Regions from separate parts of the Mus musculus genome. Here regions 2, 3, 4, 5 and 6 are each linked to region 1. A link is a loop called in an ENCODE intact Hi-C map of the cell type or tissue named here. Cell type or tissue: left cerebral cortex. All regions are shown on one strand.

Region 1 (4,000 bases):
TATAATTGGTCACAAAACAAGCCTCAACAGATACAAAAATATTGAAATTGTCCCATGCATCCTATCAGATCACCATGGACTAAGGCTGATCTTCAATAACAAAATAAATAATAGAAAGCCAACATTCACGTGGAAACTAAACAACACTCTACTCAATGATACCTTGGTCAAGGAAGGAATAAAGAAAGAAATTAAAGACTTTTTAGAGTTTAATGAAAATGAAGCCACAACATACCCAAACTTATGGGACACAATGAAAGCATTTCTAAGAAGAAAACTCATAGCTCTGAGTACCTCCAAAAAGAAACTAGAGAGAGCACACACTAGCAGCTTGACAACACACCTAAATGCTCTAGAACAAAAGGAAGCAAATTCACCCAAGAGGAGTAGATGGTAGGAAATAATCAAACTCAGGGGCAATTCAACCAAGTGGAAACAAGAAGAACTATTCAAAGAATCAACCAATAGAGGAGCTGGTTCTTTGAGAAAATCAACAAGATAGATAAACCCTTAGCCACACTCACTAGAGGGCACAGGGACAGCATCCTAATTAACAAAATCAGAAATGAAAAGGGAGACATAACAACAGATCCTGAAGAAATCCAAAACACAATCAGATCCTTTTACAAAAAGTTATACTCAACAAAACTGGAGAACCTGGATGAAATGGACAAATTTCTAGACAGATACCAGGTACCAAAGTTAAATCAAGATCAGGTTAATGATCTAAACAGTCCTATATCCCCTAAAGAAACAGAAGCAATCATTAATAGTCTCCCAACCAAAACAAGCCCAGACCACATGGGTTTAGTGCAGAGTTCTATCAGACCTTCAAAGAAAATCTAATTCTAGTTCTTCACAAACTATTCCACAAAATGGAAGCAGCTTATTTATAATAGCTAGAAGCTGGAAAGAACCCAGATACCCCTCAACAGAGGAATGGGTACAGAAAATGCGGTACATTTACACGATGGAGTACTACTCAGCTATTAAAAAGAATGAATTTATGAAATTCCTAGGCAAATGGATGGACCTGGAGGGCATCATCCTGAGTGAGGTAACCCAATCACAAAAGAATTCACATGATATGTACTCACTGATAAGTGGATATTAGCCCAGAAACTTAGAATACCCAAGATACAAGATACAATTTGCAAAACACATGAAATTCAAGAAGAATGAAGACCAAAGTGTGGACACTTTGCCCCTTCTTAGAATTGGGAACAAATCACCCATGGACAAAGACAAAGTTTGGAGCTGAGATGAAAGGATGGACCATCTAGAGACTTCCATACCCGGGGATCCATCCCATAATCAGCCTCTAAATGCTGACACCATTGCATACACCAGCAAGGTTTTGCTGAAAGGACCCTGATATAGCTGTCTCTTGTGAGGCTATGCCAGGGCCTGGCAAACACAGAAGTGGATGCTCACAGTCAGCTATTGGATGAAACACAGGGCCCCTAATGGAGGAGCTAGAGAAAGTACCCAAGGAGCTAAAGTGGTCTGGAACCCTATAGGTGGAACAACAATATGAACTAACCAGTACCCCTCTAGCTGCATATGTATCAAAAGATGGCCTAGTCAGCCATCATTGGGAAGAGATTCCCCTTGATCTTGCAAGCTTTATAAGCCTCAATATGGGGGAACGACAGGGCCAAGAAGTGAGAGTGGGTGGGTAGGGGAGTGGGGTAGGGGGGAGAGTCTGGGGGACCTTTGAGATAGCATTTAAAATGTAAATGAAGAAAATATCTAATTAAAAAAAAGAATAGTATTTATTCACTGTTTTTAAAGTCATTTTTCTGTAGTTCTACAATATGTGAAATTATAAGCAATGCAAACAAGAGCAAGACTTCAATTTAAAAAAAGAAGAAGTTGAGTGGGTAGGGCGGTATTGAGGATCTGAGGGAGGGGAAAGAATATGAAAAAAAATAATAATTAAAAATTTTAAAAGAAATTAGTCGAGAAAGACTCTAGAGGGCAGCAGTTGCCAAGCCAGGAATTTAAACGGAAAACAAAGCAAAACAAAAAAACAAAAACCAAAACAAACAAAAAAGTCAGTTTCTTTGTAGTGATGAATTGAGTCAAGACTACCATTTACATACATGGTAACAGAATTGGGAGCCCGGATACCATTCGTTGTTATCTAAGTTACAGATAAGAAAGCATTCCCACTCCGGGAATGCTTTGCAGCCAAAAGGGAGCAAAAGGAAAGCAAAGCTAATTCAGTGAGCAGGGGGCTGCAGACTTCGCCTCTGCCCCTCAAAAGCCAGAAGCTAGAAGCCTGTAGCAGCTTTGATCTCTGTACTCACTCTGGCCTGCCTGCAGCCCTTTAAGATGCAAAAAGAGCAAAAGAAGGAGGAACATGGCTCCCTTGGTGGTCTTGGAGCTTTGCTGCGGAGCAACAGGCTGGGCGGGGCGGGCGTTGTGTCCAGTAACGGAAGCTCTGGGCCCTGAACCTGCAGGGTTGTCGCTAGGGAAACCAGAGCAGAAAGGGCTGGAGAACGAGATAGATGCATAGATTCAGGTACCAACCATCCTGCTAACTGTAAAAAGGAAGGTGGATGCCTGCAGGTTTACTCTTCAGGCTAGGAAGAGCTGGTAAGGATTTTCTTTGTATCATTTATCATGTCTTTTAAAAAAAATTTACACATCACTGAGGAAAAGATATCCGAAAATATTCAGGTTACTGACGGCAGCCACGCATCTTCCAGGATACTTCGGCGTACTGTCCCCAGAATTGAGAACAATAAAATGTTGCTAACATGGCTGATCGTTTTTCATAGCTGCATACACGACACCCCCTAAAACACTCGTTGGTCAAGCACAGACTTTCAAAACATTTTCTGCGAGATCATATTGTCACCCTCTAATTCTGCAGCCCTGCGTTTCTCCTTGTATTGGTCTTTTAAAGGTGTGGATATATAAGCTGAAGTAATTACAAGAGCCAGGAAAACGGAAAACAGCCATGGAGAGAGGAGGGGAGGAGCCCCAGAGAGCGGGATGGTGGGACATAGTTGCTATGAGAGGGTGAGGCAAGAAACTTAACTGAGAAAAGGAGGCAAAAGGAAAGATAAATAACATTAAGAATATTTTCAAAAATCTCTTTCTGATTTAAGGCTTTATTATTTTTTGGTGGCCCATTAAAGGTGTAGTAGAGCAGAAAATAGAGAACTCAAGACAGAACTTAAGTTCCATAGAGGTTCAAAGGAGAAAGAAATGGCAGTAAGAGTTCCAGAATGGAAAACATACACTTTAATTGGAAATTATCGCTACAGTATTTTGAATATATTGATTAGGATATTGAAAGTGGACTGGCCAGGGTTCTGATAGTGGAAGAAACACCCTAACAATCAACTTAAAAAGAGAAAAGGTCTCTGTCTCTCTCTGTCTCTCTCTCTCTCTCTCTCTCTCTCTCTCTCTCTCTCTCTCTCTCTCTCTCTGGTTTCTCTCTCTGGTTTCTCTCTCTGGTTTCTCTCTCTCTGGTTTCTCTCTCTCTGGTTTCTCTCTCTCTGGTTTCTCTCCCTGGTTTCTCTCTCTCTGGTTTCTCTCTCTCTGGTTTCTCTCTCTCTGGTTTCTCTCTCTCTGGTTTCTCTCTCTCTGGTCTCTCTCTCTCTCTGGTCTCTCTCTCTCTCTCTCTCTCTCTCTCTCTCTCTCTCTCTCTCTCTCTCGTTTTGGAGATTCTCTCCTATGGAGGCTTGCAGTGTTGTTTTGGGCCACCATGGTAGAAAGTTAGTGGGAGCAGGAAGCAGAGGGAAAGGCAGGGCAGTGTTAGAGTTTCATCATCTCCTTTAAGAGTATGGCTCAATGGTCTCAGTCTTTCCATGAGTTGTGCAGTCTGGGCACTAATATTTATCTCATGAACGTAGCGGACGCTCATGCAATCTGAAGTAGGGAGGAGGGTGGAGTAGAACTTACTCTATGTGTTACCCTGTAGCCCTTTCACGAGCTTGAAGTTCCTTTCTCCTCTATTGTCTTTTGCACTTAGCAGCTCAACCTG
Region 2 (4,000 bases), 120 kb after region 1:
GAAAACACCCATCATCCATTGCACAAGAATAAGGACCTGAGTTCTAATCTCCAGAAGCCAACTAAAGATGGGTATGGGAAGACACACCTGCAATTCCAGTGATCCTTCATAGACCAGATTTGGAGACGATCTCCAGAGGTCCCAGAGCCAGCTAGCCTGGCTTATGAAGAGTAAAAAACAGGGAACATCTTTAAATAAAATGGAAGGAAAGAACTGACATCTGAGGTTTCTGTCCTTTGATCATGCACACACTACACGCACATGCACACACTACACACACATGCACACATACACACACTGCATACATATACAGACTATACACACATATACACATACATATAATACACATACTATACACACACTATACACAAATGCACACTACACACACATGCACACATACACAATATACAAACATGCACACATATACTACACATACATGCATACACTAGACACATACATACACACACACACACCATACATATACACCCATATAAAAAGGTTAAAAATAAAGCACACTTGATAAAAGGTGATTACCTAAAACATACAAAGTTTTTTTTTAAATAGTGGCACACAATACAAATTTTAAAATTGAGGAATAACTTGAAAAAAGAAACTAAAGAGAAAGTAAGCCTATGAAAAGATTTCCACACAGAGCTGAAGAGATGGATGAATGTCAAAGGCTAGGCTCAGAGCCAAATGTCCAGATCTCAACAGCTTGTGCCGTTAGGAGATTGTAAATTAAAACAATGAGGCATCGCTGTGTCCTCTTATCATCGTAGTGACACCAGGTAGCCATTGAAGTCATGGAAACTGTGTTCACACACAACCTGAGCAAGCATGTGGATGGTGGCTGTCTTCACCACTATTAAAAAGGCCGTGTGGTGCATGATCCCAATTATACAACTGGAGAAAGCAGACCACAAATGGTAGTCATTTAGGGATGGTGGGGTGAGTGAGGGAGCACGGAGGATTCTCGGGTCAGTGAGACTACTCTGCATGGTACTGAAGGGATGGGCATCTCTGGGCAGAACACAGAACATACGGAACCCAAGTGCAATCGGGTCTATCCCTGGAACGGATGCATCTCTGCAACATCAGCTGTTGACCCTCATGGGAGGATAGAGAGCAGGCGCTATATACAAACACTGGTTACTGCTCAGTTTTGCTATGAATCTGAAACTACCTTGAAATGTGAACTCTGATGATTTTTCTTTCAAAAAAAAAAAAAAAGTTTGAGGAACTGGAGAAATGGCTTAGAGGTTAAGAGCATTGGCTGTTTGTTCTTCCAGAGGACCAGGGTTCAATTCCCAGTATCCACAGGGTGGCTCACTACTGCCTGTGACCCCAGTTCTAGAGAACCTTCTCTGATTCACCCTCTTTTGACCTCTAAGCACACCAGGCCCACAAGTGGTACACAGACTTGTAGGCAGGCAAAATACCCATATACGGAAAATAAAGTTTAAATTTTTAAAAAAATCTTTTAAAAGCTGTTGGCAATTTTTTGTATTTCCCACAGTTTTAAAAATTAAAGATAATAGATTAAAATATTAAAATATGCATACATAAAATAATCAAAATTCAATATTTATATCCAATTGAATTTCATGAAGTTTGCTGGTATATACATATCTATATCTATGTAGATATAGATATAGATATCGAGAGAGAGATTTAGTATATATTAAATAAAAAGGCAAGGGAGTTGGGGTGGACAGATTAGAGGGAGGAAATGGAAAAGAATTAGTGATATATTTTAATTAAAAATAAAGAATAGTAAAGCTTGCTGGTGTGTTTTTGTTTTGTTTTGTTTGTTGTTGTTTTGTTTTGTTTTTCGAGTCAGGGTTTCTCTGTATAGCCCTGGCTGTCCTGGAACTCACTTTGTAGACCAGGCAGACCTGGAACTCAGAAGTCCACCTGCCTCTGCCTCCCGAGTGCTGGGATTAAAGTCGTGCGCCACCACGCCCGGCGCTGGTGTGTTTCGGCGCTGGTATGTTTTTGAATTCTACGTTGCAACTATTCTTTTTCCGTTTGTCCAGTGTGAGTGTAGTAAGCAGAGAGCTCACAACTACTTGAAAAGGCTTCTAAAGTTCTCCTTCTTGCACTTCTACTCAAGCCTGCAGCACAAGACTGGAAGCAGTAGCTACACAACCTAGTTGTCCTTTATTGAAGCACAGGTTCAGGAGATCCACAAAATGCAAAGCGACGCCAACTTTCTACTCCCCCCCCCCCCCCAAGAACGGTTCTTAGTTTTGAAGCGTGTTAACACCTAAAGGATATGAGGCTGATATTTTAGATGTTGCTATACATTCTTTATTCTTTACTTCTAATAAACCAGGAAGAGAACACTCAGAGCCCCAACCATGCCTTCTTCACCTTTCAAAAGATGCATTCCACAGCTTCAACAAATTAGCAGACCTCAGAGCTAGAGGCAAGCGTTGGACTGGCACCTGCTGGACAGTTGGACTCACAACAGCTTGATCATTGCCTGTCAAGTAGCCGAGCCCTACTTGATTCCAAAACTTAAGCAAGATTCTGCCCCTTCCCAGCTTCCACGCACCGCTGCATTTTCTCTGAGCCTGGGGGTTTGTGGCTTAATGTCTTTTCTTTCCTATTTCTAGAAGAACTATTATTGCATGTACATCGTGTTAGTAAAGTTATCTTGTGGAAACTGGGTATTTGTTTTTTTAGTTTAAGTGGTTTCCAGAAGCTGTTGGGAAGTGTTCTTTTGGGGTCCATTTTTTGAGCTTTATGATGTGCACGACAGACCTACAAGAAAAGTGCCCCCAATCTCAGAGAACCCGCCTTGCGGAGCGCTCACCGGGTCCTGATGCCAGCAAGGCCCCCAGCTCGGCCAGCAGCAGCAGCAGCAGTGTGTGCAGCATGGCGCCCAGCATGGCGTCTCCTGGAGTACCTAGACAGTTGTAAAGCCGTTGCGCGGGGCTGTGGGGCACGTGCCAGGGGCCACCGTGGGCCACGTCCTTGGAGCGCCCTAACCCCCTACCCCGCCTCCATCCTCCCCCTCCACCACCTACCCCAGCTCTAACAGAGCCAGGCTGCTTCGCAATGAAACCCGCATGCGCAGTACTGGAGAGGCTGCGAGGGCGCTCAGGTCAAAAAAGTACACACATACGTTTATACTCTTTCTAAGGCTAAACTACGACTGCATTTTAAGATGCGTGGACAAATTTTTCAAGAAAGCCTAAACTGATTTTCTTCCTTGGGGTCTACATTTCCACAGGCACACTGCTCCCATGGACCGCCAGGCTTCCTTCCAACCTGGTTCTCCGTGGCACTTCAGTTAAAATTCATATACCTTCCTTTTTTAGGAGCTTACCAGAATGGTTAATTTATACAGCAATGGCAGATCCTTGACATAAGAACCTACATTTTAGCCTTTGTCCTAGCTGGAATGGCAGCGCCCTAGTCACATGCTTCTTAAGTCAAGAGTCCTGTCAGTAAACTACTTTCTCCTTAGTATTTCTGAGGGCTTGTGGCCTTCAACACCGCCATATTTCTCACTAGGGCTGGTTCACCAGTGTTAGTACACACCCAACTGCTAAAGTACTTGAGTATCCTGAAAAAAAAAAAAAAATGAACAGTCTATCTTTTAATGTGTTTTCCTTAAGTGCAGTCACATTTGCCAAAAGCCCTAACACTGAAATTAAGAAGAACCCAAATAGTTATGTATTTATAAAGAGGACGACAAAACAAGAATTTCAAGTATTTTATTTGTTGTAAATGTTTTTATTTTAATATGTATATATACACAAACAATATTATTTTAAAAAACTAATGAAATTCAGTTAATATACCTATTATTAAACTTCTTTATGAAAGATTATGAAAAAATTTAAATGTTTAAAATTTTAGTGTCAATATCATTCCTTTCAAAGTACAAATTCATTTTAATACAGCTGAGAGAGTAATCCCAGAGACCAGTATAATTCTGTAGTTATCTAAGGAAACCACTGCTTCCTTCCTTTCTCCAGCCTAATGTTTA
Region 3 (4,000 bases), 330 kb after region 1:
ACCAGTGGAGAGGAGACACTTTTAGACATGAAGTCATAAGCCACATGGGATAGAAAAAAAATAGTAAGATGGGGAACAGGAACTTAGCTGATACAGGTCAGTTTAGGGAGGTGAGTGACTTTGCGTAGACATCTTGTCTCTTCCCAGTAGAGAACGAAGTTCTTTTCCATGATCTTCATCTCTTGAGTTTTAAGAAGAAAAGAGGAGGTCGGAATGGACTTTGTGCATTCCATGGTCTTGAAGACCTTAGCCCCAGGTTGTCAACAAGTGCTCACATTCTCTCAGACACTAGGCCAGACTCAACGGCTGAGCCACACCCCACCCCAACCCCACGTGACCGATTTTGAAGTCCAATGAATACAGATATGTCAACTCTCTTTCATTGTCAACCACTGAAACTATTCTAGTGTGACTCTGAAATACAATATACCTTAGCCTGTAAAAGACCCATATTTGACATTTAAAAAAAGATTTATTTATTTTATGCATAGGAGCATACTGTCGCTATCTTCAGACACATCAGAAGAGGGCATTGGATCCCACTACAGATGGCTGTGAGCCACCATGTGGTTGGTGAGAATTGAACTCAGGGCCTTTGGAAGAGCAGTCAGTGCTCTTAACTGCTGAGCCATCTCTCCAGCCCCCATATTTGAAAATTTTTACTTTAACATCTGTTTTACAAACGGAAAGCAAGCTACAATAGAGCTTCCTCAGCCTAGCTGTGTGATACTAGTGACTGAGTTCTGATCACTACAGTGTCCCCCCTCCCCACAGTTCCCATCAGACGCTCTAAAAAATAATAAAATATTAACTTCTGCTTCAGTGCAGTTTTCAGAATCTTCCAGAAGTGAGACCTGGGTAGCAGGCGGTTCACAGAGTTCTGCTTTGTCACAGGTTGATGTTTGCGATAGTGAAACCGCCACTGTCAACTTGTGGAAATTCAGTATCGCCTAGGACACTGGTGAAACACACTTCCCACTCACTGTGAGTATGGGCGGTACAATCTAGTGGTCTGGGAAGGCAGAAAGGAACAAGAGTAAGGAGAGTGGCAGTCTATAGACACACCCCCGACTTCTGGGTGCGCCAAGGTGAGAGCCAAGCGGCTCCACCATGCCCTGCTTCTCTCAGAATGAATCCACTAACACCACATCAAAACAAACCCTTCTATTCCTATTTTAACTGAAGTCAGAAGACAATTGGTGGGAGTTGGTTCTCTCTCCACCCTGTGGACCAAACTCAGGTCCTCGGTCTTGGTGGGCGGTGCCTTCACTCATGGACCCATCTTGCCCATCCTTTTAAAGTTGTTTCTATTGGGGATCTTGTCATGGCATGGGCTAGTCACACTTTTCATATGGAGATTTAAAAAAAATAGTATTTGCAACTTAGGGTTATGAAAACACAGTCTACTATAAACTCTGTAGCATGACCTGGAAAATTGTCTGAGAAAAGGGGCAGGGGTTTAGGAGTGGGAGAGAGAGAGAGAGAGAGAGAGAGAGAGAGAGAGAGAGAGAGAGAGAGGGGCAGAGCTCTATCCCTCCTGTGGCAAAAAGAAAAAAAGAAGGAGAAAAGCAAGAAGCGGGAGAGGATAGAAGGAGGAGAGAGAAAAGAAGGGAGGAGTTGAGGGGCAACTACAGGAAGGGGAAAGATAGAAAAGGAGAGCAAAGAGGGAAAGATGGCACCTCCAGGGCTGCTGGTCCTGGAGGCCAAGCATGGAGACAAGGCTGCTGGACCCCAACCAGCCCGGGGCAGGAAGGGCTGGAAGCCAGGACTGATCAGATGCCTGGAGGACCTCAACAGCTTTTCTCTAAGTATAAAATAGTCCCACGGTTAAGGTGTTCAGAGAAGTTAGTGGCTATTTTAACAAATATTCCAACTGCCTAATTTTCTTACCAATCTCTATTTTTCTACCCACTTATGAGCCTGCTGTCCTGGGCTTGCTTCCCTGCCAGGACTCAACTTTCAATTTTCTCCCATTCTATATTTATCAGGCTAACACATGACTCTGTCATTTAGTCACTTAACTAACATATGCCTGAGGAGAGTGGCATTGATGGGTAGAGAAAATGACTCAGATCAAGTGAAGACTAGATAAAAGATGGCTTACCGCTTATAGAGATACTTAGAATTTGAACTGTGCAGAGAAAGTTGTTTTGAGAACCTGGAATCCAAGCGAATTGTTGGTTCCAAGAAATGTCTCATTTTTAACTTTGCAGCGCTGTGCATGGAACCCAGGCCTTACCCTTGCAAGTCACGCTATTCCCAGCTACACCTCAGCCCAGCATGTGGATTCCTTCAGCCACAAGGCAGGTTCCTTTTAGCTATGGCCCTAACCAGAAACAGGGCTCTGAGCCTAAGCGGGCTGCCCTCTGCTGCCACGGGAGGGGAAGAGCTTGGTTTATGCTGGTGTAAGGGAGGAAAGATTTTTTTGTTTTGTTTTGTTTTGTTTGTTTTGTTTTGTTTTCTCTTTTGTGGGCCTTTAAAGTTCTAAGGATGATTTCAAACTTCCTAGGCCTCCCTTCCTCATGGAATTAAAGACGACAATCTTGAACTTGGAGAGTTGGCAGAGTGGTTAAAAGCACTTGCTGCTCTTGCAAAGGACCTGCTTGGATCCTGGGTTCCACATGGTGACTCACAACCATCAATAACTTCAGTTCCAGAGGATCCAATGTCCGCTTCTGCCCTCCATGGGCACCAGGCATTCATATAATACACACACACACACACACACACACACACAGGCACGAGAGCACACATACACAGAAGCACACAATTAAAAAAAAAACCTCAACTGCAGCAATACACAAATCCACGTGTGACTGATACAAGCTGTGGACAGCACATACCCTCCAGATTTGCTTGCACACCAAATACTCACTGCAGCCCCTGTTAGCTTTTCATTCATAGCCTCCATAAACAGTTTTGAGCTGCAGTTTGAAAAACAGTAGGAAGCCTTTGGGAGTGAAGCCCTCTAGTGGTCATTGTGCATGTCTGCACCGAAACTGATGCCACATGGGAAACAGTTATCTGGTTGAAAATTGGCTGGGCATGGTGGCACACACCTTCAATCCAAGCACTCAGGTGGCAGGGGCTGGTGGGTCTTTTGAATTCAAGGCCAGCCTGGCCTACAGAGCAAGTTGTGGAATAGACAGGACTGTTAACCAGAGAAACCCTGTCTTGAAAAACCAAATAAATTTTTTTTTAAAAAATTAAAATAAAAATTCAGTTTCTGGGGGAATTCAAAATTGGTCATGCAAGACAAATGGAAAGGCCCTTCAACAAAATAGAAGGCGTGCTCTGTATCAGCTATCACAGTGGGGGGGGGGTTGTCTGGATATTAATTCTTTTTTTTTTGGATATTAATTCTTTAGCAAAATATTATTACCTCTGTCTATGCTAATTGTACCTACAAGAACTGACTTCCTGCCATTTCTGACGTGTAGAACAAAAACGCCTAACTCTACACAAAGTCTTTCAGCTGAGGATGTGTGATGTATTGCTGTCTTAAGACCTCTCCGTGCTGCTGAGATGTGGGAAGTGTAACTTGTTATACTCTGTTAGGCGTCTCTCAGGGAGACGGTCAGCATCTGCTGGAGCCATAGGAATGTTGGTAGACTTGGTTGGAATGACACTGGCTTCTGGAGAGAGAACTCAGGAGAATATAACCCTAGTTTCCTCTTCACTCGGGTATGTGTGGAGAGCTTTTGGGGCCGCTGGACAGGAATCTGATATCCGCCAAGGAGAAGGAAATGGGATTCAGGCAGGAATCTGACATTAGGCCATGACAAGGAAGTAAGCTGAGGTGAGAATCTAATTTTAGGCTAGAGCAGGGAAGTAGGCTTCAGGCAAGAGTCTGACTTTGGGCTAGGACAGAGAAGTAGGCTCAGCTCTCTTAGTCATCCTGAGAAGCCCTTAGAAACAGTCATCACGGTAGAGATCAGGGGCCTCTGTTTACTGCCTTGCTTGTTCCTTGACTACTTGTGTTTATCATACTGCTTGTTCC
Region 4 (4,000 bases), 190 kb after region 1:
AGCCATGCAAACACTAATTTAATACAAAGGATGAAATAAATAACTTATTTCCAGGAAAAAAAGAACCTAGTGTGTTCCCATTCAGTTTCATCATCCACAATATAAATATCTTACATATTTACGGGAAGTTTCACAATTCAGATGTGCTGGCGAACAGTAATTTAATTCTTTCCGATAATCCCCTGGGTTAAACAGAGCAGAGATTCTTTGTCCAGATTTAGATAGATTGAACTACAGGCTCTAGAAACGTAGCGTTTCGTTGATTTTATTATTTTAAGTATCCTTACTAACAAAAAAAAAAAAAAAAAAAAAAAAAAAAACGGCCCAAGGAAAACCCGCCCTCTTCTCCATCGGGATCCCTGTGGACCTACTGCTGAGTCGTCCAAGACGGCGAACGTCAAACCCCAAATCCTGATAGACTGAAGCAAAAGTTCCATCTCCCAGCCCAGAGCTGGTGACAGCCACTCCACCCGCAAAGCACTCGCTGCAGCCCGGGAGTAGCGAGCGCACCGCCACAGTGCAGCCGGCCGCCGGCCACCGGGCTCCGGGTCAGCGCTGACAGGGGAGCCGGAGCCCAGGGTCCGCCTCGCAGCCCTCACCACCCAGCACTCACTCCCCACAGCACGGTTCCCGTCCGGCACCCACCTGGTCGCCCGGCCTCGAGGACTGGGCCCAGCAAGCCACACGCCAGCAGCCACCTTAGTCGCAGAGAGGCAAGGGGCGAGAGCGCGCGCGGCCCCATAGCGAGGGCTTCGGCAGGTTCCGCTCAACGCGCGGCCGCCGCCTCCGCCCCTTCGGTCATCCTTGCAACCCCGCGGGGGCCCCCGGGCTGGCGGGGCGCTCGCCCTCGGCGAGCACGCGCGCGGCACTGACGCAGCAACCCCCCCCCCCCCAAAAACCCCGCCCCTTTCCCGATCCCGCGGCCAGAGGCTGACGTAGGGAAAATACAGTCTGGCCAACCCACCGGCGGCCGCCGCCGCCGCCGCTCCAGTTCGCGCCCGGCTGTTCCGCCCCTCCGCCCGCTCAGCGGAGACTAGAGAAGGTAGGAGGGGCTGGAGGGCGGGGCTAAGGGAAGCTCCACCCTCCCTCCGCTCCGTGCAGCAGTGAAGGGTCTACTGGAGGGCGGAGCGAAGCCAGGCCACACCTTTCCCCTGGCCGTTTCTGATTGGCCGTAGTGGCAGGCGGAGCGTCGAGCTGCGCACGGGTTGGCTGTGGAACGGAGGGTTGCGTACCCGACGTAGAGAGAGGCCTGACAGCGCCGGGCTCCGGTGGGCCGTGGCGGCCTGGCTTTGTTTTTAGGCCAGGTCTCTAGGACCGGCCCCCGGGAAGATGGTGCTGGGCGGCTGCCCTGTGAGTTACCTATTGCTGTGCGGCCAGGCGGCCCTGCTATTGGGGAACCTGCTGCTGCTGCACTGTGTTTCTCGGAGCCACTCGTTTAATGCTACGGCCGAACTGGATCTCACACCCTCGGGCGCCGCTCACCTCGAGGGTCCCGCGGCCTCAAGCTGGGAATACAGCGACCCCAACTCGCCAGTCATCCTTTGCTCTTACCTGTAAGCTGCCGGGACGTGGCGGGCGGACCTAGAGGGGGATCGGGCCAGGGATAGCTGTTGGTTGTGGGAGCGGAAGGCTGCTTCCACCTCGGGGAGGTGATTCCGGGACTGGTGCCTCTCAATTGCCCTGCCACAGAAAGCAATTAAACTGTGTGTTAGTGGTAGATACTGGGAAGGAGTAATGTAGGCTACAGAACCCTTCCACTTCCTGCACCCTTTCTGCTGCCTTGGTTACAGGATGAGTTCAAGGCCAACCAGCCAGCCTGGGTAACTTGTCTCAAATTTAAAAAAAAAAGAAAGAAAGAAAATTCAAGGGCTGGAAATGTAGCTCAAAGGTAGATAGCACCTCTAGCGTATCCAGTTCCCAGTACAGAAGGAGGAACAGATATTAAAAGAGGAACGAAAATAGCATTGCGTGCGGACACAGAAGCAATCGGCAAAAGGCACTGATGAAAAATCTTACTGATTTGCAGACCCGACGAGTTCGTAGACTGTGATGCCCCAGTGGATCACGTTGGAAATGCAACTGCCTCCCAGGAGCTTGGTTATGGTTGTCTCAAGGTGAGGATTTTGTTCTTTGTACAGGCACCTTCGTGGGAAGCATGGCCGGGTGCTGTTAAAGAATTACAGAAGGGCATACAGACAGACTTGATTTTTTTTTTTTTTTTTTACAACTTCATCCGTATAACTGTCGCTGGAAACATGACAAAGGTTTTAACGGCTGAAGAGCACATTTGCTTTCCTCAGGAACCAACCATGCCTGTGCCCAAGCCACCCAAGTGCAAAGACCAACCTGTATTGCTTCCTTTGACTGTTGAAACTAACAAATTAAAGCCAAGACATCGACTGTACTTTCAAAGCAAGGCTTTTCTTAACAGAGCAGCAGCAACAACAGCAAAGCCATGCACTTTGTAAAGCTGGTGCTGAACTGGCCTTTCTTGGTTACACACGCACTTGGAGCAAGTTCCTCATGCAGGTGACAGCCGGCCTGCACCATATCCGTTGGAAGTAGCTAGAGTCTGTCAGTTATGATTTTATTTGAGGATAAAACATTCCAGAGAAGCCAGTAGTATAGCCTTAAAGTGAGTGCATCTAACTTGGTCTCTCAAAACCCAATGAAGTTTGGTTTGGTTTGGTTTGGTTTGGTTTGGTTTGAGTTTTGTTGTGCTGGTAGGTTGGTTGTTTGTCTGTCTGTCTGTGAAAAGGTCTCACTACAGCCCAAGCTAGCCTTAAAACCAGGTTCCTCTTGCTTGAGCCTTCTAGCGCTAAGATACAGGTCTGCATCACTGTGCCTAGCACTAAGATACAGGTCTGCATCACTGTGCCTAGCACTAAGATACAGGTCTGCATCACTGTGCCTAGCACTAAGATACAGGTCTGCATCACTGTGCCTAGCACTAAGATACAGGTCTGCATCACTGGGCCTAGCACTAAGATACAGGTCTGCATCACTGTGCCTAGCACTAAGATACAGGTCTGCATCACTGTGCCTAGCACTAAGATACAGGTCTGCATCACTGTGCCTAGCACTAAGATACAGGTCTGCATCACTGTGCCTAGCGCTAAGATACAGGTCTGCATCACTGTGCCTAGCGCTAAGATACAGGTCTGCATCACTGTGCCTAGCGCTAAGATACAGGTCTGCATCACTGTGCCTAGCACTAAGATACAGGTCTGCATCACTGTGCCTAGCACTAAGATACAGGTCTGCATCACTGTGCCTAGCACTAAGATACAGGTCTGCATCACTGTGCCTAGCACTAAGATACAGGTCTGCATCACTGTGCCTAGCACTAAGATACAGGTCTGCATCACTGTGCCTAGCACTAAGATACAGGTCTGTATCACTGTGCCTAGCACTAAGATACAGGTCTGCATCACTGTGCCTAGCACTAAGATACAGGTCTGCATCACTGGGCCCAGCTCATACTTAAGGAATTTATGTTACCACCTTAGCACTGTAGACTCGACACTATATTATAATGCAGGGTTGAGTTGTGAGAAAACATTTTTGCCACCTCAGACACAAACGAATAGGCTTTGTAACACCACAACCAAGAGGACAGCTCTTAAAGTAAAGAGATATTTTAAATACACTGAAATTTTGCCCTCTAGGTAATTGGTAAAAGTCTGACTGGCATTCCATAACGGTAACTTAGTTGTGACTATTTTAATTAAAAGCTGAATGTATCGACACAAGATTCAAACTCTGCCTCAGCCAGGGTCCTCAAGGACTGGTAACACTCAGAGGCTGTGAGAAATGAACACTCCTGTTCTCCAGTCTCACGCTGCTGAGACAAGGGAAACAGTGGGAAAGCAATGATAAGGTACGAGGGAGACTGAGTGGCTCTGCTTTCTCTGTTGGAAATGAATTAAGTAAAGGGTAGAACTCTGATTCTAAACATTTTTACTGGAGCTAACCTTATACTGGGGTAGACTACGCAAAC
Region 5 (4,000 bases), 390 kb after region 1:
GTGCTGGCTGCTCTCCCATAGCTCCTTGGTTCAATAGCACACACATGGCCGCTCACGTTGTCCAGTCCCTGGGGATCCTCATCTGGATTCAGAAAGCACTGACACGTGCTACCCATACATGAAGGGATGTAATGTCTATTACAGTGATTGATAGGGATCTGAGAACGGTACCCACAGGAGCAAAGTATTTTTTAAAATAGTTCTCTTTGCTGTCGTTTTGTTTTGTTTTGTTTTGCTTTGCTTTGCTTTGCTTTTTTAAGATTTATTTAGGGGCTGGAGAGATGGCTCAGTGGGTAAGAGCACTCACCGACTGCTCTTTGGAAGGTCCTGAGTTCAAAAGGTCCCAGCAACCACATGGTGGCTCACAACCAACTGTAATGAGATCTGACGCCCTCTTCTGGTGTGTCTGAAGACAGCTACAGTGTACTTATGTATAATAATAAATAAATCTTTGGGCCACTGTGAGCAGGGACTGAGCGACTGGAGTTGACCAGAGTGAGCTGGACCGACTGGAGTGAGAGAGGTTGACCGGAGTGAGCAGAGGTCCTAAATTCAATTCCCAACAACCACATGAAGGCTCATAACAGCTACAGTGTACTCATACTCATAAAATAAATAAACAAATCTTTAAAAATTTATTTATTTATTTATTTATTTATTATATGTAAGTACACTGTAGCTGACTTCAAACACTTCAGAAGAAGGAGTCAGATCTCATGATGGATGGTTGTGAGCCACCATGTGGTTGCTGGGATTTGAACTCAGGACCTCTGGAAGAGCAGTCAGTGCTCTTAACTGCTGAGCCACCTCTCTAGTCCCCATTGCTTTGCTTTTCAAGACAGGGTTTCTCTGTGTAGCCCTGGCTGTTGTCCTGGAACTCACTCTGTAGACCAGGCTGACCTCAAACTCAGATATCCGCCTGCCTCTGCTTCCCAAGTGCGGGATTAAAGGCGTGTGCCATCACTGCCCGGCACTAGTTGACTTTTTGCTGTATTATCTTATGAAATGCCACAAATTCCCTTATTCCTACTGGCTCCTCACGTGTCTCATCATTTATAGTTTAATAACATCAGGAACATTTTTTATGTCCTTTGAACACAGCCTAGACAGCCACCAAGTGGAATGTTGGTGTGTTTGCGTTTTGTTCTAGAGACTGAACTGAGTATCTCTCGCTCTGCCACCAAGTACATCCCTAGCCAGATAATACTTGTTTTTAATTAGATTCTGAACAAATGCAATCTATTCTATGTGCTGCGTATTCATGTATCCCAGGAGGCAGATTTTAGTACTTAGGAAACTCAGCAGGGGATGGGTGTCCTCTAAGAGAGACCTTGAAGCCCTCCCAGACTCCACCTTGTGAGCACACAGGAAAGAGATGGCTCTCTGAACCAGAAGTGGGGTTGGTCCACCCTCAGTCTGTTAGCACAGTCTGTTAGACCTCGGACTACACCCTGGGAAGGATGTTTTCTGTTGTTTATGAAAGGGCTGAGGCAGCTCAAACCGGTTATGAACATAATCCCTGACTGCTAAACTAAGCATGCACCCCAGATCTCACAGGGCCACCCAGGTTTTTACCTGAAAGGAACATTTGTTAAAGATCACTGCACTCAGTGGCCTCAAATTCACCCAGAGACATTCAAGAAATACAGAGAGTTACGAAAGCTTGCACAGCTAAGAGTCACATCTGTTGGGCGCTGGAGAGATGGTTCAGTGGTTAAGAGCACCAACCGCTCTTCCAGAGGTCCTGAGTTCAATTCCCCAGCAACCTCACGGTGGCTTACAGCTCTCTGTAATGAGATCTGCTGCTGCCCTCTTGTGGCCTGCAGGTGTACAAGCAGACAGAGCACCATACACATAATAAATAAATTCATCTTTAAATGTCACACCTATCAGGAAGCTGTGAATGGATGCTGGCAGAACTTTCTCCACCCCACCCCTCACTCCCCTTAAAGGATGCTTAGCATATGTAACAGAAGAGCAACCCCCACCCCCATCTACCTCATCCTAAAAAAGCAAGCTGAATCATTTTACAAGGCAAAGAATCCTTTTCTTCAGGGTTTCTCTCTGTTGTACTGGCTGTCCTGGAATTCCATCTGTAGACCAGGCTGGCCTGGAACTGCCTCTGCCTCCTGAGCCACCTCCAGCCAGCAAGGATTCTTTCCTATACAACGTTCTTTGTTCCAAAAGTTACCGCCCTCCTCCTTGCTCCCTCCCTCCCCCCCCCCGCCACCCCTCCCCCCTGTGCTGAAGAGCAAACACAGGACCTGTGCGTACTAGGCAAGTACCCTGAGCTATATTCCAGACCTTTCTTTTTTGAGACTATGTAGCTCAGGCTAGCCTCAAACTCACCATCTTCCTGTCACCTTTTCCTGAGTGCTGGGATTATAGGTACACATCACTCCATAGAACTTAAAAGTATGTTTTAATAACTGTGATGGTTTGTATATGCTCTGCCCAGGGAGTGGCACTATTAGAAGGTGTGGCCTTGTTGGAGTAGGTGTGTCACTGTGGGTGTGGGCTTAAGATCCTCATCCTAGCTGCCTAGAAGTCAGTATTCTGCTAGCAGCCTGCAGATGAAGATGTAGAACTCTCAGCTCCTCCTGCACCATGCCTGCCTGGACACTGCCATGTTCCCACCTTGATAATAATAGACTAAACCTCTGAACCTGTAAGCCAGCCCCAATTAAATGTTGCCCTTAGAAGAGTTACCTTGGTCATGGTGATTGATCACAGCAGTAAAACCCTAAATAAGGCAATAACTATATAACTATAACTATAAATATATAAAACTATATATATATAACTATATATACATATATATATGTATAGTGTGTGTGTGTGCCTTCATTCTTTTATTCTAAATTTTACAAATGACAGAATTCTGCCAGCCTATGCTATATTCTGCTGATTGAAACAGATCCCAATTCTATAAACAAATAGAGATGTAATTTATAAGCTATCCTGTGTGAAATACATTAATGTAACAGCATTTCCCACACAGAACAATGTGCCCCAAGAAGCTGAGCAGGAAAGGGGAAATCCCGGTGCTCATCCAGGCACAGCCAAGGTATACCCAGGAGCAGGACGACTGGAGCACTTAATTCGGTCAAGGGGAGAAGATACCATCACTGCCCAACTAAGCACCAATATTCATCAAAGGCCCACGCATTAAAGGCTTGGTCACCAGCTGACAGCACTCCTAAGAGGTGACAGGACCTTTAAGAGATAAGTCTTAAAGAAAGAAATCAGGATATTGGGGGGGGGGGGAGGGGGATGCCTTGGAGGAGACAGTGGGAAGACCTTGGTCCTCTGTTGCTTCTCTTTGCTTGCCAGTTGCCCTGAGGTGAATGGGCCACCTCTATCAGGAATTCTGCCAGGTGCCACAGTGCCACGATGGGGCTGGCGTGGACCACAGCTTCTGAAACAACAAGCCAAATAACCAACTTTCTCCCTTAAAGTCTTCTCTCTCTCTCTCTCTCTCTCTCTCTCTCTCTCTCTCTCTAAGACAGGGTTTCTCTGTTTAGCCCTGGCTGTCCTGGAGCTCACTCTGTAGACCAAGCTGACCTCGAACTCAGAATTCTGCCTGCCTCTGCCTCCCGAGTGCTGGGATTAAAGCGTGTGCCACTATTGCCCGGCTCCCTTAAAGTCTTAATCTAACCAGCTGAGAATGAGACCACTACCACAATTTAAAGCTGATTTCGAAGCAAGCTTTAATTACATACTGGCCAGGTGGATGGATGGACTCTGGCCAGGTCCTTGCCTGGGTTTACAGAAAATGGCTACAGGTCACATTTTTCAGGGGCTTAAAAAAAGGCAGACCCCACAATTCACCTAATTTCCCATGAGGTCCAATCACGGACCAGCAAACATCCTGATGTATTTCCTGCCCACATACTTCTCACTCCCACGCAATCAAGCACATTTGGTACAAATTGGTCAAACCAACAGGGCAAACAGAAACTTAATTTTAACTCCAAACAGAACTCTTAACCTACAAGGT
Region 6 (4,000 bases), 310 kb after region 1:
CTCCAAGGACCTTGGGTCACTTCTCCAGCTCCGCCCTCTGCAGCACACACAGCTTGTCATCTAAACTCTGGCAGGCTCCATTCCACCCCTGCTGCTCTTCTGGGCGGTCAGCCTATGATACATGAATCTCCAAAATGCTGGGGACTCGTGCACCTGGGCTATACTTCCACCAATAGCCTCTCTTGGTCTTTCTTCATGGATTGCAACCCTGCCACACAATGTCAAGCATCAGCTGCCCTCCATGACCCCTTCATGCCTTCAAAACCCATACACCTGGGAGACTCTTATGCTATAAAGTTCAGCTTCCAGCACAAAGGTACAACTTTGGTTGCCTCTGGAACACAGCTTCTGCGTGCTGACCCTGAGGAAACACTTCCCAGATTTCACCTCAGTGATGGTGGATTCTTCTCAATCATTGCTAATTTCTTAGCTCCGGCTGACAGGCATCAACTATCCCAGTAAAGCAAGGGTTTTATTTACTTCTGTGATTCTAGTCTCTTGTTACCCACAGCTGATTCTTCAGCCTCAGTTAACCAAAACCACAGATTCTCAACTCAAAATACCAAACATACCCTATAAGTCTTTAAGTGACTCTCAAACTTCCCTCTGGAACTCACAACCCAGGCCTCCATTGTCTGCAGGGCTTTCCACATTCTTTTCTTCCCAGCTCCCACAGAATAGCTCACCAAGCTTTGAATTCTCTCTCAGTGGCTTTTCTAGCCCAAAGTTCCAAGGTCCTTCCACAATCCTCCCCAAACATGACTAGGTCTCTCACAGCAATACCCCACTATGCTGGTATCAGCTTCTTAGGGTTTTGTTTGTTTGTTTGTTTTGTTTTGTTTTTTGAGACATGGTTTCTCTGTATAGTCCTGGCTGTCCTGGAACTCACTCTGTAGACAAGGCTGGCCTCGAACTCAGAAATCCGCCTGCCTCTGCCTCCCAAGTGCTGGGATTAAAGGCGTGTGCCACCACGCCCGGCTTTCTTAGGGTTTCTATTGCTGTGATGAAACACCATAACCAAAAGCAACTTGGAGAGGAAGGGGTTGATTTGACTTCCATATCATAGTTCGTCACTAAAAGAAGTCAGGACAGGAACTCAAACAGGGCAGGAATCCAGAGGCAGGAGCTGATGCAGAGGCCATGGAGGTGGGAGGGCATCTGCTTTCAGCCTGCTTTCTTATAGAACCCAGGACCACAGCCCAGGGATGGCTCCACTCACAATGAGCTGGCCCCTACCCCTATCAATCACTAATTTATAAAATGTCTTAACAGGCGAATCTCATGGAGGAATTTTCTTACTGAAGGTTCTCTCCGCTCAGATGACTTTAGCTCTGTCCAGTTGATAGAAATGCTCCAGCATACTGTCTCATGTCTCCTACTTTGGGATGTTCCCAAATGAGTTCGAGGCCAGCCTGGTCTACAGAGTGAGTTCCAGGACAGCCAGGGCTACACAGAGAAACCCTGTCTCAGAAAAACAAAACAAAACAAAACAAAACAAAACAAAACAAAACATACCTGATACTGACATCCCTGGCTAGACCCCATAAACCCGGCTCTCTCGAATTCCCAATTCTGTGCAGACACAGCCAGCTGCCCAAGCAAGAGACCCAAATGTCTCTTTCCCTCCTCCTCTCTCACCACCCACACCCTGCAAGGCACCACACGACACCAATCCCCTCGGCTGCAAGTCTCCTCCCCTCCTCCCACCTCTGCCTCTTATTTCAGGCTCTTATTATCCCTTCATGCCCTCATCTAAGGCTTAGGGACATACCAGAGACAGATGGCCTCCTACCCGTGAATCACACTTGAGCGTGGAAAATAACCAACACATGAAAGAATCTCGCATTTACAGTGTCAGTAGGTGACAGGAGAGACTTGACTGTCTTCTGGGGAAGGTGAGGTTAGAAGTGAGGCTGGAATAATTACTTGGGAAGACGAGCGATCGTGTAAGCCCAGGGTAAGCTGCAACCAGGCAGACCTCCATCACTGCCCTTTGGTTCTGGACAGCAGCTTAGTCGTGTGCTCATGACCTCCACTTAATAGGTACTCCCTTCAAGCTGGCACAGAGATTGGGACACTTTGCTGCACAGAGATGCCTTGCTCGTTTCGCATGTTTAGCCTACACTACGTGGGGGCAGTTCTTGCAAAGGAGAAGGGGGCCGATGTTTATGGTGCAAGTGTCAGGGGACACACAGAACAGACCTGCCTGTCCTTGGGCTGTCGGCACTGTCATTACTAATCTCCATCACAGGCACAGATGGGACTGCATCCTCTCCTGCTGAAGCCAGACAAGGCAGCTCAGTTAGGAGAACAGGATCCACAGGCAGGCAATGGAGTCAGGGAGAGTCTCTGCTCCAGTTATTGGAGGACCTGCATGAAGACCAAGTTGCACATTTGCTACATAGGTGCAGGGGGCCTAGGTCCAGCCCATTATGCTCTTTGGTTGGTGGTTCAACCCCTGGGAGCCCCCAAGGGTCCAGGTTAGTTGACTCTGTTGGTCTTCTTATGGAGTCCCTGTCCCCTCTGGGTCCCTCAATCCTTCCCCCAACTCTTCCACAAGACTCCCTGAATTCCATCTAATGTTTAGCTATGGGTCTCCGCATCTGTTTTAATTAGCTCCTGGGGTGGGGAGGAACTCTCTAGGACCTGGGATGTGGCAGGCTCCAGTGAGCCTATGAGGGTGAATCTAGTTGAGCCTCCTAGTCTTGGGGGATATGGAGCCTGAAGTGGCCACCTCCTGTAGCCAGGCAGGACTCCCAGTGGAGGGATAAGGACACCAATCCACCCTCAAAACCTTCGAGGCCAAATTTGTCCTGCCTATAAGAATTGCAGGGACAAAGACAGAGCCGAGACTGAGGGATGGCCAACCAATGACTGGCCCAACTTGAGACCCATCTCATGGGCAAGAACTAATCCCTGACACTGTTAATGATATTCTGTTATGCTTGCAGACTGGGGCCTCACGTAACTGCCTGGCAATCATTCTCATTGTCTAAGTTCACCTTCATTTGTGACTCTGCCTATACTAACCTTCAATATCAATGATGGAAGTCTTTGGAACAAGTCCACGGTGCCTGCTGCCTGCTGCTTTATCAGCAAGGAACTAATCACAAATGCTTGGCCTTGGCACAAGCTAAGCAGGTCCTGCCCACCACTGAGCTGAAACTCCAGCCCTTTGCAACATCTGCATTAGCCTTGAACTTGCAATCCTCCTGCCTCAGCCCCCCTGGTAGCCAGCATTCTAGGCCTGAGTCATTAGGCTCATGTCTCTATACATTTATTTCTGATTATAACCCAGCTCAACACAAAAAGACAATGTCTTCAGAACAGGGCATTTCGTTGACAGCAAAACTGTACCAAACATCTGTGGCTTGATTAGCTGATGGAGTTTAGATTTTTAGATCACAGTAAGATATTTCATATGGACAAAACACCACATTATATGGAGTCCAGACTCCCATAGCTACAGCCCCTCGTGATCTGCCCTTACATTACATCTGAGTGGAGATAGCCATGGACCCTGAGTCTTTTAAGATGGAGGAAGGGAGGTCTTCCATCCTGGCTCAATAGTTCTTCCTTTTCTTTTCTTTCTTTTCTTTTCTTTTCTTTTCTTTTCTTTTCTGTTTTTGTTTTTGTTTTTTTTTTTCAAGACAGGGTTTCTCTGTGAGCCCTGGCTGTCCTGGAACTCACTTTGTAGACCAGGCTGGCCTCGAACTCAGAAATCCGCCTGCCTCTGCCTTCCGAGTGCTGGGATTAAAGGTGTGTGCCCAGCTCGATTGTTCTTTCTTGAAGGCTTGGAATCTGTAGCTCCAAAGACCGGGGAGAACTTGGTTCCATAGCCTTGGCCCTGTGGCTCAGTGCGTCGGCGTGAGATCCTTGTTGTCCATCTTGGTGCTGCAAATCAAACACTCCAGGGCCTCTGAGTGCTCCACACAGTTCTTCCCTTTATCTGCAAGTCAGAACTGGCACTGACTGTCAAATCAATTCCCCTCCTACCACC

Evidence for each region. Hi-C counts contacts between places; a loop is a spot of excess contacts. Peaks named below come from ENCODE experiments on the same cell type or tissue, not always from the same donor. Only the 100,000 strongest peaks of a DNase experiment are listed, where the experiment ranks them.
Region 2: it touches region 1 in a loop (4-fold over the local background); 15 of 42 quality-filtered maps call a loop at or near these places.
Region 3: a loop joins it to region 1, with 7 times the contacts of the local background. A loop is called at or near these places in 13 of 42 quality-filtered maps.
Region 4: a loop joins it to region 1, with 5 times the contacts of the local background. A loop is called at or near these places in 2 of 42 quality-filtered maps.
Region 5: it touches region 1 in a loop (4-fold over the local background); 8 of 42 quality-filtered maps call a loop at or near these places.
Region 6: a loop joins it to region 1, with 3 times the contacts of the local background. A loop is called at or near these places in 5 of 42 quality-filtered maps.

The regions. Positions count from the first base shown.
Region 1 is chr8:24,821,628-24,825,627 of GRCm38, forward strand. It overlaps Adam5 (a disintegrin and metallopeptidase domain 5), which reads right to left and starts at 2,742. Exons shown (of 21, transcript NM_007401.3): 1 at 2,313-2,742. The coding sequence starts at 2,367. In left cerebral cortex, a CTCF peak has its summit at 1,994 (motif pointing right); DNase peaks (open chromatin) are centred at 2,192, 2,342 and 2,835; H3K4me3 peaks cover 1,084 bases; H3K27ac peaks cover 524 bases.
Region 2 is chr8:24,945,902-24,949,901 of GRCm38, forward strand. Adam32 (a disintegrin and metallopeptidase domain 32) reads right to left here and starts at 2,903. Exons shown (of 22, transcript NM_153397.2): 1 at 2,819-2,903. The coding sequence starts at 2,894. Adam9 (a disintegrin and metallopeptidase domain 9 (meltrin gamma)) reads right to left here. Exons shown (of 22, transcript NM_001270996.1): 22 at 3,710-4,000. In left cerebral cortex, a CTCF peak has its summit at 2,440 (motif pointing left); DNase peaks (open chromatin) are centred at 2,455 and 3,037.
Region 3 is chr8:25,148,265-25,152,264 of GRCm38, forward strand. No RefSeq gene overlaps it. Among named protein-coding and RNA genes, the nearest start is that of Mir8108, 9.0 kb to the right of the region's middle. In left cerebral cortex, CTCF peaks have their summits at 2,361 (motif pointing left) and 2,984 (motif pointing left); DNase peaks (open chromatin) are centred at 2,025, 2,283, 2,988 and 3,621.
Region 4 is chr8:25,016,040-25,020,039 of GRCm38, forward strand. It overlaps Adam9 (a disintegrin and metallopeptidase domain 9 (meltrin gamma)), which reads right to left and starts at 883. Exons shown (of 22, transcript NM_001270996.1): 1 at 646-883. The coding sequence starts at 742. Tm2d2 (TM2 domain containing 2) reads left to right here and starts at 1,172. Exons shown (of 4, transcript NM_027194.3): 1 at 1,172-1,553; 2 at 2,027-2,114. The coding sequence starts at 1,330. In left cerebral cortex, a CTCF peak has its summit at 2,056; DNase peaks (open chromatin) are centred at 23, 510, 1,088 and 2,049; H3K4me3 peaks cover 2,586 bases; H3K27ac peaks cover 1,650 bases.
Region 5 is chr8:25,214,177-25,218,176 of GRCm38, forward strand. It overlaps a transcript of Tacc1 not described here. Among named protein-coding and RNA genes, the nearest start is that of Tacc1, 15 kb to the left of the region's middle. In left cerebral cortex, CTCF peaks have their summits at 391 (motif pointing left) and 1,815 (motif pointing left); a DNase peak (open chromatin) is centred at 1,918.
Region 6 is chr8:25,133,830-25,137,829 of GRCm38, forward strand. No RefSeq gene overlaps it. Among named protein-coding and RNA genes, the nearest start is that of Gm39143, 6.0 kb to the left of the region's middle. In left cerebral cortex, no CTCF peak of the experiment used is centred here; a DNase peak (open chromatin) is centred at 1,686; H3K27ac peaks cover 590 bases.